Linked DNA regions of Homo sapiens: region 1 is linked to region 2. Evidence: chromatin contacts called from ENCODE Hi-C or POLR2A ChIA-PET data. All regions are on one chromosome and are shown on one strand. The core of a region is the stretch at or near the end of the contact, and the rest is flanking DNA. Distances in the headings are between cores, read along the strand shown.

Region 1 (7,318 bases), core at 2,278-4,777, 150 kb after region 2:
TACACATCTGAAGCTTAATTGGCTGTGCATTTTATATTTTTTATTTCTGAAGAACTTGTTTAGTGTCACCTTCTGGTCTAGCATTTTACAATGTCATTTTAGACATCTGATCAAAGGAGTTTGCCTTTTTTCTCAGTAGTTTGTATTTTTAGTTTTTACTGTATCAGTCTGTTCTCACACTGCTAATAAAGACATACCTGACACTGGGTAATTTATAAAGGAAAGAGGTTTAATGGACTCATAGTTCCACATGGCCAGCGAGGCCTCACAATCATGGCGGAAGGTGAAGGAGGAGCAAAGGCACATCTTACATGGCAGCAGGCAGGGCAGCGTGTGCAGGGGAACTGCCCTTTATAAAACCATCAGATCTCGTGAGATTTATTCACTATCATAGAACAGCACAGGAAAGACCCACTCCCATGATTCAATTACCTCCCACTGGGTCCCTCCCATGACATATGGGAATTATGGGAGCTACAATTCAAGATGAGATTTGGGTGGGGACACAGCCAAACCATATCATTTACCTTACCTGCTTTAAGAGCTTTGAGCATACTTGTAGTATTTTCAGACTGTAATCCTAGCTGTTATTCCAATTATTATCTGTCAACCTGTGAAGAGTAGTACAGAAAACTCTTAAAGCTTAAAAAATCTTTTCCAAAGATTTTCTGACATCTCAGCCCAGCTAATTTCAAATTGACTTTTTGGTGACTACAACTTCTCTTCTCTTTGATTAGGTTGATGAAATTATGATGACCCTGAAACAGGCCTTCACGGTGGCCGCAGTGCAGCAGACAGCTAAGGCGCCAGCCCAGCTGTGTGAGGGCTGCCCCCTGCAAAGCCTGCACAAGCTCTGTGAGAGGATAGAGGGTGAGTAGGGGACCCTTTCCAGCATGAACACAGTGGGAGTTAAAGGTCCCAGGAGAACTTTAGATGATACTCATCTGTTGGAAGATTCTGCCTAACAGAGGCTTGTATTAGTCACAGGGATTGTAGGTGGACTCTCAGTGTGCAGTGGGTGTCTTCTGTATGTCAGGAATTGTGCCGGATGCTGGTGATACAAAGATAAGAACCCAGAACCCCCTTCTGCCACCTCCCTCCAAGGTATTCTGAGGATGGAGGAGGAGTTAGGGAAACAGGTTACCAAACCGGTTGCCTAGTGTTTATCAAGGTTGTGTGAGTGGTCAGTCATACTGGGCACTGCAGAGATATCTAGAAAGATAAGAACTAAGGAACTTGTACCAGTTTCTCCATTACAAGGTCATTAGTAACGTCTGCTAGTACAGTTTGGATGGAGAGGAGGTAGCAGAAAACAGGTTGCAGTTGAGGAGCAAATGGGAAGAAATCAAAGAAACGGTGACTATTAGTATTGACCAGTATTTCTAGAAACCTGGCTTAGGGAGAAACTGTAATAAATGTTATGATTTGTAGCTAACGTGTATTGAATAAGATCTGCCAGGAAGTGTATTAGGTGCTTTCTGTTATCTATTTAATCCTCATCACATTTGTGGGAGGAAAAGGGACTATTTATTTTGCACATATTGCAGATAAGTAAATTGAGGATTAGAGATGTCTAGGAATAAACTAGTGTATAGTGAGCCCATGATTCACCCCAGGCGGTAAAGCCCTGTTACCTGCCACCAACCATTTCCAGGAGAAGGCCATACTGGAGAAAGACCTGGGGATTGCAGCTAACTTTGTCTTTTTCAGAATTGGAGGGTTTGAGTGAATTCAGAGCCCAAGGGGCCAGAGGGGCCGAATGAATCCGAATGGAATGGTGGGGGTTCCTCTTGAACAAGAGTGGGGAGTCCACCTGAGGCAGGAAGTGAGAGTTTCTGTCTCTGTGACTGCAGGGAGGGGCCAGGGGAGAGGACAGAACCAGGTGACAGTGAAAGGGAGTGGTGATATGTTTATCTGAAGGCATCTGGAAGGTGAAGGAGTTTTCACCACTCTGTTCTTGATTTTGTGTTTTTGTTCTGTTTATGGGAGGATTTCTAAAAATTTTTTTGTGACTTGTGGAGGTCACATGATTTAAACAACCCATGCTATTGTGAAAAGAAAACAAAAATTTGATCATTTCTCATGTTTGTAGAATGTTTATTATACACCTGTAATTCCAGCGCTTGGGGAGGCTGAGGTGGGCAGATCACTTCAGGCCAAGAGTTCGAGACCAGCCTGGGCAACATGGTGAAACCCTGTCTCTACGAAATACAAATACATCTCAAATACGTTTCTACTAAATACAAAAATTAGCTGGGTGTGGTGGTGTGTGCCTGTAATTCCAGCTACTTGGGAGGCTGAGGCAGGAGAATCATTTGAGCCCGGGAGATGGAGGTTGCAGTGAGCCGAGATTGTGCCGCTGTGCTCCAGCCTGGGCAACAGAGCGAGATGTCTCAAAAAAAAAAAAAAAAGGAATATTTATTATAAGCTATAAGTTTGCAAAGAAAGCATTGTTATTTAGATCCAATTTTCCTTTTTAAAAAAATATAGTAAAAACATATGTAACACAAAATTTACCATCGTAACCTTTTTGTAAGCATGCCCTTCATTGGCATTAAGTCCATTCACATTGTTGTACAGTCCTCACCACCAGCATCTCCAGAACTTTTTCATTTTCCAAAACTGAAGCTCATTAAATGCCAACTCCGCTCCTTCTCAGCCTCTGGCAACATCTGTTCTGTTTCTAGGTAACTTCATATAAGCAAAGTCATAAAATATTTATCTTCTTGTTTCTGGTTTATTTCACTTAGCATAATGTTTTCCAGATTCACGTGTATTGTAGCGTTGTCTGAATTTCATTCCTTTTTAAGGCTGAATGGTATTCCATTCCAAAAGTGTGTCCACATTTTGTTGATCCATTTACTCGTCCGTGGACATTTGGGTTCCTTCCCCCTTTTGACTGTTGTACTAATAATGCTGCTATGAATGCTGACGTGCAAATATCTGTTGAAGTTCCTGCTTTCAATTCTTTCGGTTATATATCCAGAAATGAAATTGCTAGGGTATGTGGTAATTTTATGTTTAATTTTTTTGAGGAACTGCCGTATGGTACCACAGTGGCCACACCATTTTACAATCCCACTGGCAGTGGGTAAGGACCCCAGTTCCTTTACGTCCTCGCAAGATTTGCTACTTTCTGTTTTTGTTTTGTTTTGTTTTTGATGAAAGCCATCGAGATAGATGTGAAATGGTATCTGGTTTCCCTTTTTAAATGAGATAAATTAACAATTGACATCTTAAGGTCTGGGAAGGGTCATTTGTAGCATTACAGTGCTCTTTAAAATGAAGAAACATGATTAATATATTCAACTGTGTTTTCCACGTTGTTACTATTTGCTGACATTATACAAAATATATCTGGGAACAAGAAAATGTTTGCTTTAACTAGAGTTCCCAACTGAGAGGATCACTAACCCTTTCCTTAATGGTTGTCAAGATAAGGTAAATGATGATAGAAATGCCCCTTAAGAGCTTATTAAAAAGCCAGCAGTGACTTTGGCCTTGAAGATAAAGCAGAGCACGATCTGCAGGAACTGGAATGCTTCCAGAGCTCCCCTTGATAAATCTTTCTTTGGTCTGGCTTAGTTTTGAGAAAGTTACAGCTGAAAAGTTTGATCAGGGTAGGGATTTTGCTGCCGTCGTTTTGGAATTAATCATTTGATCCATCTATCACCTGATAAAATCCAACCAAGGCACAAAACTCTACTAACATGAGAACATTCTTAAATAGTGCAATTAGAAGTCTGGTGGGGGTATGTTTTACCTACATGATGGAACTCATTTCTAAAAGTGTAGAAGAAGTGCATTGTTAGTAGAAGAAGTGCTAGTTATTACATAAACAGTTTTAGGGTTCCTTGCTTTTTGTTATTGTATTCCTAATAAGTAGAATAAAGTGGCTTGTTAAAACTCATTGTATGTTGGTGTAAAAGTAGTTCTAGCAGGAAGTTATATGGTCTGATCAAGAACTCTGTAAAACTGTGGAGAGGATTAGTGATGTGGCCACACAAAGAAAGACTTAAAAGACTATGTTTTCTTAATCAGTAAGTGTAGTTAAGTCATCCCCCAGAATCTATAAGATAGAATCAATAACGCTGTTGATGTTGATTAGCTGCACTCTGCTCTAATTGCAACATATCAGAAGTGCAGCTCTACCCAGTTCTGTATTTGAATCATATACAACTCAGTGGTATTTATATAGTATTTTGCTTATTTTAAAAGAGGAGCATTCATTAAAAAAAATAGTTGAACTGAGATTTTCTTTTGCTCTCAGAGCAAATTTTCCTTCAGTAAAACACAGTCATTCATCACCGCTCTCTCTAACAAGGGCCGTTTCTGCACCGCCAGGGAGGCGGCCTCACTGACCAGAGGAGCCAGGAGGGGTTGTAGTTTGGAAACTCTCTTGATGCTGGTTACCTTTTCTGCTTCGGTCCTGGCTTCCCATTCCCTCCATAAGCCATTTTGGCATCACCTGGGCCTCTCTGAGGAGATGCGTTCAGTGGGGAACTGAAGGGTGCTTTCAGTGGGTGTACAGAAACCACCCAGGAGGGGCTAGCTGTGTGAGAATCCCTGGGGGAGGAACTCGGACCTAGGCGGGCCGGCTATTTAGAGATGGGACCAGAAGGACCTCATGAATTAGGCATCCTGCAGACAGGGTGAAATTGCCCAGAGGATTGCTTCACAGCTGCCGAAGCGAAGAATAAGCTGCATTTCGTGATTTCACCTGAGATTGGCAGAGTGTCGAGTTAGTCTAACTCTTCTTAAGCCTTGGGGTTTATTCTCCACATCTGAATGTTTCATGAAACAATATCGTTTTTCCAAAATATGATACTTCGGCTGTCAGAGATGTCCTTCATATGTGGGGGGGATTTTTAGTGCATGATGACTTAGTGCTTATTTGATTCATAAATCTTAACTCTGTTTCGCTTCGGCATTTAAGTAGTTGATACAGTAAAGCCTTGTCTGTTTCCCTGGCTTCATGTGACCTGACAGCTTGCTGAAAGAGTGACTGCATTGCACTTTGACAAAGGCGCCATCCTTCCTGCACTTTAACCCACCTCTAAGCTTGCTCTTGTATTGCAGCCACCTGAGTGTCAGGCGACTTGGCTCTGCTAGTCAGGGAGGGCAGTGGAGCAGTTAAGGGTTTGGTTGCCGGAGGCAACTTACTTAGCTGATGACCTTGGACAAAATACTTCGATGTGCCTCAGTTTCTTCAGGTGGGCATTGAGATTACTTAAAAAAAAAAAGGCCCATTTCTAATATTCATTTTAGGGTGAAATGAATAATGCACATAAAGTGTTAAGTGAAGTGGCATAGTAGCAGTCACTTAAATATTATTTCTGTGGTGGCTTCAGGGTTTTCCTGGGTTAAAAAAAAGGGAAAAAGAATGTCTTTCTGGAAGCAGAGATGGCTGCAACAGTGTGATAGGAGCAGCCACCTCTGCCACAGTCCCAGCCTACTTAGAGGTTGTGGGCTCTGCCTCAGCTGCTGTGGGAGGGGAGGAGCCGTGGCTTTGGGCAGGCGTGGCTGCCGATGGGCCTCCTGGCCTTTCACAAGTCACCTGGCTTCTCTGGGCATCAGCAAATCCATCTGTAAAATGAAGGCATGGTTTCCAAGTCCCTGGCTCAGCAGATTTCCCTCCCTGCCATCCGTAGTGATGTAGGTGCCTCGCACACTGTTCTCCAGCCCAGAGCCTTGGCCAAGCCTCTGCCTCAGGGCCACCCTGGTAGGATGAGAAGAGAGTGCCAGGTGGGTGAGGCAAGAGCTGCCCTTGGAAGAAAAATAACCCATGCTTTTTTTTTCTTTTCATGGCAGTTGGGTCAGCATATCCTTTCATTATCAACCGTCTCATCATGTGTGACATTTATCTCTGGATACCAAGAAAAGGCAGTGCAGGCTCTAAGCCGTATTTGTGTGGGGAAGGAACTTCTTGAAATATCGGGTTCTAATGGGTACTAAAATTATGTAATGACTTTATTTTTATAACTTTTCCTCAAAACTCTTTGTAACATTAATTAAATGTAATGTTAATGAAGTTATTAATAAGCATGTGGTGGTATAAGAAAAATTGTTAGCCACATGCATCAATTTTCCGTGATGGGAACCTGGTATGCAAGAGAAATGTGGGTCAGTTTTCCAACAGAATAGGAGTTGTTTTTTCCTAAGAAAAAGTTGTCAGGTTTACATATCAACACAAGAATTTATCATTTTCTGAGGAGAAGGTTCTGATTACGTGAGGTGTTTTAACATGGAGAAAGTAATTTGGAGCCACACAAACCTGAGGTAGAGTCCAAATTATTGGTCTGTGGAATGACGTAAGCTCTCTGGGTCTTAGTTTTCTTAGCTGTAAACTGGGGATAATAGCATCCTCTTCATCAGATTGTTTTGAGAATTAAATGGTGCAAGCTTAATGCCTATTATACAGTGTCTAGCACATCAGAGCTCAGAAGATGATGACAAAGATAACAGTGACACTATTATCGATGAAAATTTCCACGCCAAGCACAGTGGCTCACGCCTGTAATCCCAGCACTTTAGGAGGCTGAGGTGGGCGTGTTGCTTGAGCTCAAGAGTTCGAGACCAGCCTGGGCAACATGGCGAAACCTTGTCTTTTAGTAGACTAAAAATACAAAAATTAGCTGGGCATGGTGGCATGCACCTGTAGTCCCAGGTACTGGGGAGGCTGAAGTGGGAGGATTGCTTGACCCTGGGAGGTTGAGGCTCGCATAATCAGTGAGCCGTGATTGCACCACTGCAATCCAGCCTGGGTGACAGAGTGGGATTCCATGTCAAAAAAAAAAATAAAATATTTTTTTATTTCCTAAAACCTTGGAAGTCTGAAGTGGAAGAGAATGTGAAGGGGATGTGTGTGGAAGAGGTTAACTCCCTATCTCACAACTTTTATATAGAATTTTTTCATGCCTCTCTTTTTTCTCTTAATAGGAATGAATTCTTCCAAAACAAAACTAGAACTGCAAAAGCACCTGACGACATTAACCAATCAGGAGCAGGCGACTATTTTTGAAGAGGTTCAGGTACAGTACAGTTGCTAATTTCTAGAAGGAAAGAAAAGGCAGGCAGCTTACCTGGGAAATGCTATGTGTAAAAAATAGCAAACCAGTGTTGTCCCAACCTGGGGGAAGGTGCCTTGAGTTCGTCTTGGTTTCAGGGGTGACCAATCTTTTGGCTTCCCTGGGCCACATTGGAAGAAGAAGGATTGTCCTGGACCACACATAAAAGACACGATAGCTGATGAGCTGCTAAAAAAACAAACAAACAAACAAACAAAAAAAACAGCAAAAAAAAAAATCTCATAATGGTT
Region 2 (7,134 bases), core at 3,425-5,924:
ATAAGTGAAAGAAAAGAATAATCAGTATCGTTTCTAATATTTGCAAACCATTTATCTGATAAGGGGTTAAAATCCAAAATATATAAGGAACTCATATAACTCAATAGTGAAAAAGAGTCAGACTTTAAAACAGGCAAAATTCATGAATGGAATTTTAAAATTTTTCATTGATACATAATATTTGTACATATTTATGGGGTATATGTGATATTTTATAACATGCATACAATGTGTAATGATCAAGTCAGGGTATTTAGGGTATCTGTTACCTAGAGTATTGATCATTTCTATGTGTTGGGAACATTTCTTCTTTTCTAACTATTTTGAAATATACAATACATTGTTTTTAACTATAGTCACCCTACTTTGCTATCAAACACTGGAACTTATTCTCTCTATCTAACTGTATGTTTGTGAAGTTAACCAACCTCTTTTGGTCCTCCACTGCCCCCACGCTTTCCAGCTTCTGGTGTCTCTCATTCTACTCTCTACCTCTATGAGATCAACTTTTTTTTTTTTTTGAGACGGAGTCTCGCTCTGTCACCCAGGCTGGAGTGCAGTGGCGCGATCTCGGCTCACTGCAAGCTCCGCCTCCCGGGTTCACGCCATTCTCCTGCCTCAGCCTCCTGAGTAGCTGGGATTACAGGCGCCCGCCACCATGCCCAGTTAATTTTTTGTATTTTTAGTAGAGACGGGGTTTCACCATGTTAGCCAGGATGGTATCAATCTCCTCACCTCGGAGATCAACTTTTTAAGCTACCATATATGAGTGAGATACATGTGATATTTGTCTTTCTGTGCCTGGCTTATTTCATTTAACATGACCTCCAGTTCCATTCATGTTGCTGCAAATAACATAATTTCATTCTTTTTTATGGTCAAATAATTGCATAGACATTTCTCCAGATACATACAAATGACCAACAGCTATATGACAAGGTGCTCAGTGTCACTAACCATCAGCAAAACTCAAAACCACAATGAGGTATTATTTCACACCTGTTAGGATGGTTATTATCAAAAAGACAAGAAGAGGTAACAAGTGTTGGTGAGAGTGTGGAGAAAAGGGAACCCTTGTACACTGTTGGTGGGAATGTAAATTGGCACAGCCATTATGGAAAACAGTATGAAGGCTCCTCAAAAAATTAAAAATCGAATTACCATATGATCCAGGAATTCCATTTCTGGGTATATATTCGAAGAAAATGAAATTACTATCTTAAAGAGATATCTGCACTCCGTGTTCACTGTAGCATTATTCACAGCAGCCAAGACAAGGCAGAACCTAAGCGCTGATGAATGATGGATAGAGATACTGTGATATACTATTCAGCCTTAAAAAAAGTAGGAAATCGGCCGGGCGCGGTGGCTCACGCCTGTAATCCCAGCACTTTGGGAGGCCAAGGCTGGTGGATCACGAGGTCAGGAGATCGAGACCATCCTGGCTAACACGGTGAAACCCCATCTCTACTAAAAATATAAAAAATTAGCCGGGCGTGGTGGCAGGTGCCTGTAGTCCCAGCTACTCAGGAGGCTGAGGCAGGAGAATGGCGTGAACCCGGGAGGCGGAGCTTGCAGTGAGCCGAGATCACGCCACTGCACTCCAGCCTGGGCAACAGAGCGAGACTCCGTCTCAAAAAAAAAGAACAACAAAAAAAGAAGGAAATCCTGCCATTTGTGACAACATGGATGAACCTGGAGGACATTATCCTAAGTGAAATAAGCCAGACACAGAAAGTCAAATACTGCGTGATCTCAAATGTGGAATCTAAAAAAAGTCAAACTCATAGAAGCAGAGCGTAGAACGGTGGTTACCAGAAGCTGGGCCATGAAGGGATTGGGAAGATGTTGTTCAAAGGGTACACACTTTCACTTATAAGATGAACAAGTTCTGGGGGTCTAATGTAGCACATGGCAACTATGGTTAACAATACTGTATTGTATACTTGAAATTTGCTAACAGAGTAGCTCTCAAATGTTATCACACAAAATGGTAACTAGATACAGTGATCAGTGTGTGTTAACTGACTTGATTGTGGTAATCATTTCACAATGTATTTGTATAAAACTCATCACATTATATATCTTACATTTATACAATTTGTCAGTTATACCTCAATAAAGCTGCAAAGAAATATCATTTCTAGGTTGTGCCCATCACAACCTGTAGGAGTTAAGATTTCAGCCTGAGTTTCAGTTTCAATTCCAATACCACTACTTTCTATGTAATACTGAACAAGTTTTCTAACATCTCTAAACTTTAATTTCTTCCTCTATAATGGGAATAAAATCAAATTATTTTTTCAAAATCATTGTGAAAACCATTTTTGTTTCAGTTGCCTTAGATTATAGAGGACACTAATCAGTGATTAGGGAAAAATTTAAGATCATCAGTAGAAATGGATTCTCTACTGGTGAAAACACACAGGAGATATTAGGCCACATAAAAGACATGCAGTTGTACTCATTATTGTTCCTGCCTACATAAAAGTTTGCTGGAGAAAAAATGAGACTCATACAGGAAGTATTGAAAGACAATATTAGATAATTCTTTTATAATCTTAAAGAGGGAAAGGCTTTCTAACTATGACTCAAGTTATTTTTTTAAAGACTGAAAAATTCGCCTACATTCAATAAAATCCTCTGCAACAAACTAGGAAAAAATATTTGCAACTGTGTCACAAACAAAGGGCTTATCTCCCTAATGTAAAAGGAGACCCTAGATATCAATGCCAAAAAAAAAGAGTAATAACCTAATAGAAAAAGAGTCTAATGAGATTCAAAGATAGTTTAAGAAAAACACAAATGACTTTTAAATATATATATATTTTACATGCCCAAGAGAGTATTTTTACCCCTGTTTCCTGTGCCATTTTAGTGGTATACTCAATTCCAATTCTTTCTGTGATTACTCTTAAAATCTTAACATCTGTACTTGCTGGATCAAGTCTAAAGTTGTTATCTCTAGCCTCCACCCAAAAAATACAGGAAATTTAATTTTTTCTTAGATAATACATTCAAGTGGCATAAAGTTCAAAAAGTGCAAAGGGTAAACAGTGAAATAAGTCCAGCGTATCCCTAGTGCAGCCACCTAGTTCCCATGCACTAAGGCAGACATCTTTGCCAGTTTCATGTGTATTCTTCCAGAGATCTTATATGTAAAACAATTATATGATGAATTATTTTGGCTTGATTTCTTTTATCCAAGTGGTAGGACACTGTACACACTGTTCTTCACTCTAGTTGTTTAACCTAGCAATTGTGAAATCATGTTTGATGTTTGCAATGACTCACTTTCTCCTCCTGTGTAGATGGAGTGTATGAGAAATTCATTGTTATAACCCACTGGGATTTTGCAGTTGTTAATGCAGAAAATCTAACTCATATAGAAATACATTTATTGTATATCATACTCAAAAATATATTTTGTTGTTTTTAATGGCTAAATGGTATTCCAGTATATGGGTGTAATATAATCTATTTAATCTGTTCCCTTGTTGATGAATATTGAGGTTGGTTCTAATTTATGCTGTTTCAAACAGTGCTGCCGTGAATAATCTTGCCATGCATCATTTCACAGCTCTCTCTCTCTCTGTTGAGTGTGTGTGGGTGTGTATGTGTGTGCACACGCACATGTTGCATGCAGGATAATCCAAAAACCCTTTAAAATTATTAAAAAAATTTTGAGACAGGGTTTCCTTCTGTCACACAGGCTGGAGTGCAGTGGCATGATCACAGCTCACTGCAGCCTCTACCTCTGAAACTCAAGCAATCCTCTCACCTCAGCCTCCCAAGTAGCTGGGACTATGTGCACACGCCATTAGGTCTGGCTTATTTTTGTATTTTGTTGCTCAGGCTGGTCTCAAATTCCTGGGCTCAAGGGACCCTTCCGCCTTGGCCTCCCAAAGTGCTGGGACTACAGGCATGAGCCACTGCACCTGGCCTATAATTACAATTTTTGAAGGTTAATGCTTATGTAGATTCACCAATCTGTTGACGTTGTTTTAATCTTGGTCTGAAAATGTCTTTAGTCACCTAATAACAGTTCTGTTAGGTAAAGGACCTAAGTTGATGTTTATTTTCCATGGCATTTTGAAGTTACTATTGGATAACATTCTGGACTTTCTTGTTTCTGACCAAAGTGGGTTGCTAATCCAGCTGTTATACCTTTATAGGTAGTCTTTCTTTTGTTCTGATTACTTTTTTAAAAAGTATCTTTATTGATCTATAATATACATATAATAAAGTGCACAAAATCTTGCATGTACAGCTCAGTGACTTTTTACATACTTATAGAGCATGTAACCAGGAAGACATAAAACAATCTCAATATCTCAAAGGATACCCTATGCCTCTTCCCAGTTGGAACCCTCCCCTTAATCACCAGAAATAACCACTATTCTGACAGCTAACAGATAGATCAGTTTTGCCTGATCTTGAACTTCACATAAGTGAGGCTGTATGTTTTGATCACTGTGATTGCCTTTAAGACTTTAGTCTTCGGTGTTTTGCAGTTTTATTAGGCACATATTTATGATTTTCCACTTCTTTGTCTCTGTGCTACTTTCTTGGCAACTCCATCGGAGCAGTCTTCTAGTTTACTACTCTCTCTCTTTTTTTTTTTTTTTTTTGAGATGGAATCTCGCTCTGTTGCCTGGCTGGAGTGCAGTGGCGCAATCTCGGCTCACTGCAACCTCCGCCTCCTGGTTTCAAGCGATTCCTCTGCCTCACCACCCAAGTAGCTGGGACTATAGGCGTGCGCCACCATGCCCAGCTAATTTTTTGTATTTTAGTAGAAACAGGGTTTCACCATGTTGGCCAAGATGGTCTCAATCTCCTGACCTCAAGTGATCCTCCCGCCTCCACCTCCCAAAGTACTGGGATTACAGGCATGAGCCACAGCACCCAGCCTCTGTAGCTCCTTCTAATCTGCTAACTTTTCTTGGGAGTTTTGAATTTCAGTGACTTTTTACGAACTCCTAAAAGTTCTATTCACTCTGTTTTCAGATCTTCCTTTTCTTTTCTATTAGTGCCGAAATCCATTCTTAGGGTTCCTGTTTTTGCTTTCAGTTTTTGAATAATTTCTAAATACTTCTTTTATTCTTTCAATTTGTTCTATAACCTAAAGTTCTTGAAATGTTATTTCTGCAGTTTGGTGTGCGTATTGACTGCCCCTCAGAGTCAGTTATTTTCTAGTGTTTGTGAGCGTTCTTGTTTTTAATCTTTGGCAAGTTTTTTTATTTGTTTGTTTAACTTGTGAGAGCTTTTCGTGCCCTACATTGCAGGAATGATATTACAAAGCAATTTTGTGTTTGCTTCTGCAAGGTCCCAGGCGTTTTTCTAGTTTGTTTCTCTTGTCACTGTTATTGTTTTGTTTGCTTTTTTAAAACTTTTTGTTTTGTTTTGTGGTCTTTTTAAAACTGTTAAAATTGCTTTATACACCTACAATAACAATTATTAATTATAAGATACTATTTACATGTGGTTGTAAAGAACACACTTAAATAACTTACATATGTGAATTTAAATTATAAATTTATATTTAGCAACATAGTGCTACTTCAAACAACTATAAAAATTGATCTATATATTCCTAAAGAAGAGTAAAGGGCCAAAACAGGCAAAATAATACAGAAAAAGAATAAATGTTAGAAGGCAGTTCTCCATTGGTCTCTTGTATTTCTGCACATCTTCTCAGCAGAGGCATTGACAGATTTGTGTGTGTGTGTGTGTTTCTGTACTATTTTTCAATGATGTTTTTACAGAAAACAGCTTGGGAAGGTAGAAGTAGTGTCTCTCCTCCAGGGCAATGGCAGATTTGTTTGTTGTCCAGGATAATGAAGAAATGTCTTCCTCTTGGATAAAGGATCGGCAGATTTGCTAGCAAGTGTGGGGTTTCCTAAACTTGAGTTCTTCACTGTGATGCATATAGCATCCTCTTAGCCCTTCCATGTCACACATAGGACTTGGGTGCAAGGGTAAATGAGGTGAACATGAAGCTTATACTAACTGCTGTACTCTGAGCAATAAAATCATTTGCCTCTGACTCACCAGTCCCATATCTTTTTATTATATCCATGACAGGCTAAATTGTTAGCTTGCAAATGGAATAAATTCTCAGACTCTTCAAAATTCTTACAATAAGAAGAGCGAAATTATACTACCAAATAGTAAGATTTATTATAAAGACATAGTAAAACTGGCAAATAAATGGACAAGTAAACCAATAGAAAAGAATAACGAATAGGCATATATATGAAAGGAAAATGGTATAAGAGAAACACGGCATCATAGGTCTATAGGAAAAAGTACTATTGAATACAAAAATCTGGGGCAATTAGCTATCCAAGTGGAAAAGCTAGAATTAGATCCCTGCCTCAAGCCATATCCAAAACGACATCAAAAATAAAATCCCAAGGCCGGGCATGGTAGGTCATGCCTGTAATCTCTGCACTTTAGGCCGATGTGGGAGGATTGCTTGAGCCCAGGAGTTTGAGACCAGCCTGCGCAAAATAGTGAGACCTTGTCTCTGCCAAAAAGTTAAACAAAAAAATTATTTGGGTGTGGTGGCATGTGCCTGTAATCCCAGCTACTCAGGAAGCTGAGGCAGGAGGATCGCTTGAGCACAGGAGGCTGAGGCTGCAGTGAGCTATGATCATACCACTGCACGCCAGCCTCGTGACAGAGAGAGAGCTTGTCTCTAAAATAAATAAATAAATTCCATTTAAATTCAAGATCTAAATATGAGCAACAAACTTTAAATGTTTTAGAATAAATTGTAGGAGATTGTCTTTAGGATATTAAGGTAGAGAAAGATTTTTTAAGACACAAAAAGCCCAAGCCATAAAGCAAAAGACAGAGCCACATTAGAATTTAAAACTTCTGTACAGCAAGACCATATAAACATTTAAAAGACAATTGACAATCTGGGAGAAGATATTTATAACTTTTCTAACTAACACAGTTACTGGTGTGTTTTTACGTAGCTTTTATTAGCTTAGGATTCTGGCACTAATTTGTAAGCATAAATCACATGTTTTGCCTCTGTGTGACACAGGCTTGGAGTTTTTATTTCTGATCATGAACTCTCCCCAGCTTGGCCCACTCAATCCCTACCCAGAGTCTCAAGCAAAG

The links. A loop is a pair of places that touch in the nucleus more often than their neighbours do. ChIA-PET counts read pairs that join two places held with the same protein, here RNA polymerase II (POLR2A). Pooled maps may share reads with other maps.
Region 1: a loop to region 2 is called in a map of sigmoid colon, with 3 times the contacts of the local background. The contact joins two enhancer-like sites. A Hi-C loop is called at or near these places in 5 of 168 maps with a recorded cell type or tissue (ascending aorta, left ventricle myocardium superior, sigmoid colon and 2 more) and 6 of 50 pooled maps. POLR2A ChIA-PET finds 5 or more read pairs at or near these places in 2 of 52 experiments (WTC11 and activated T-cell).

What each region holds. Positions count from the first base shown.
Region 1 is chr4:38,020,849-38,028,166 of GRCh38, forward strand. It overlaps TBC1D1 (TBC1 domain family member 1), which reads left to right. Exons shown (of 22, transcript NM_001396959.1): 6 at 738-870; 7 at 6,940-7,031. Among named protein-coding and RNA genes, the nearest start is that of PTTG2, 64 kb to the left of the region's middle. RefSeq lists an enhancer at 1-713. Within about 2 kb of position 3,528, at least 4 of the 41 ENCODE cell types and tissues checked have a DNase peak (open chromatin) inside an H3K27ac peak, as active enhancers do.
Region 2 is chr4:37,870,333-37,877,466 of GRCh38, forward strand. No RefSeq gene overlaps it. Among named protein-coding and RNA genes, the nearest start is that of TBC1D1, 17 kb to the right of the region's middle. RefSeq lists a silencer at 3,136-3,430. Within about 2 kb of position 4,675, at least 4 of the 41 ENCODE cell types and tissues checked have a DNase peak (open chromatin) inside an H3K27ac peak, as active enhancers do.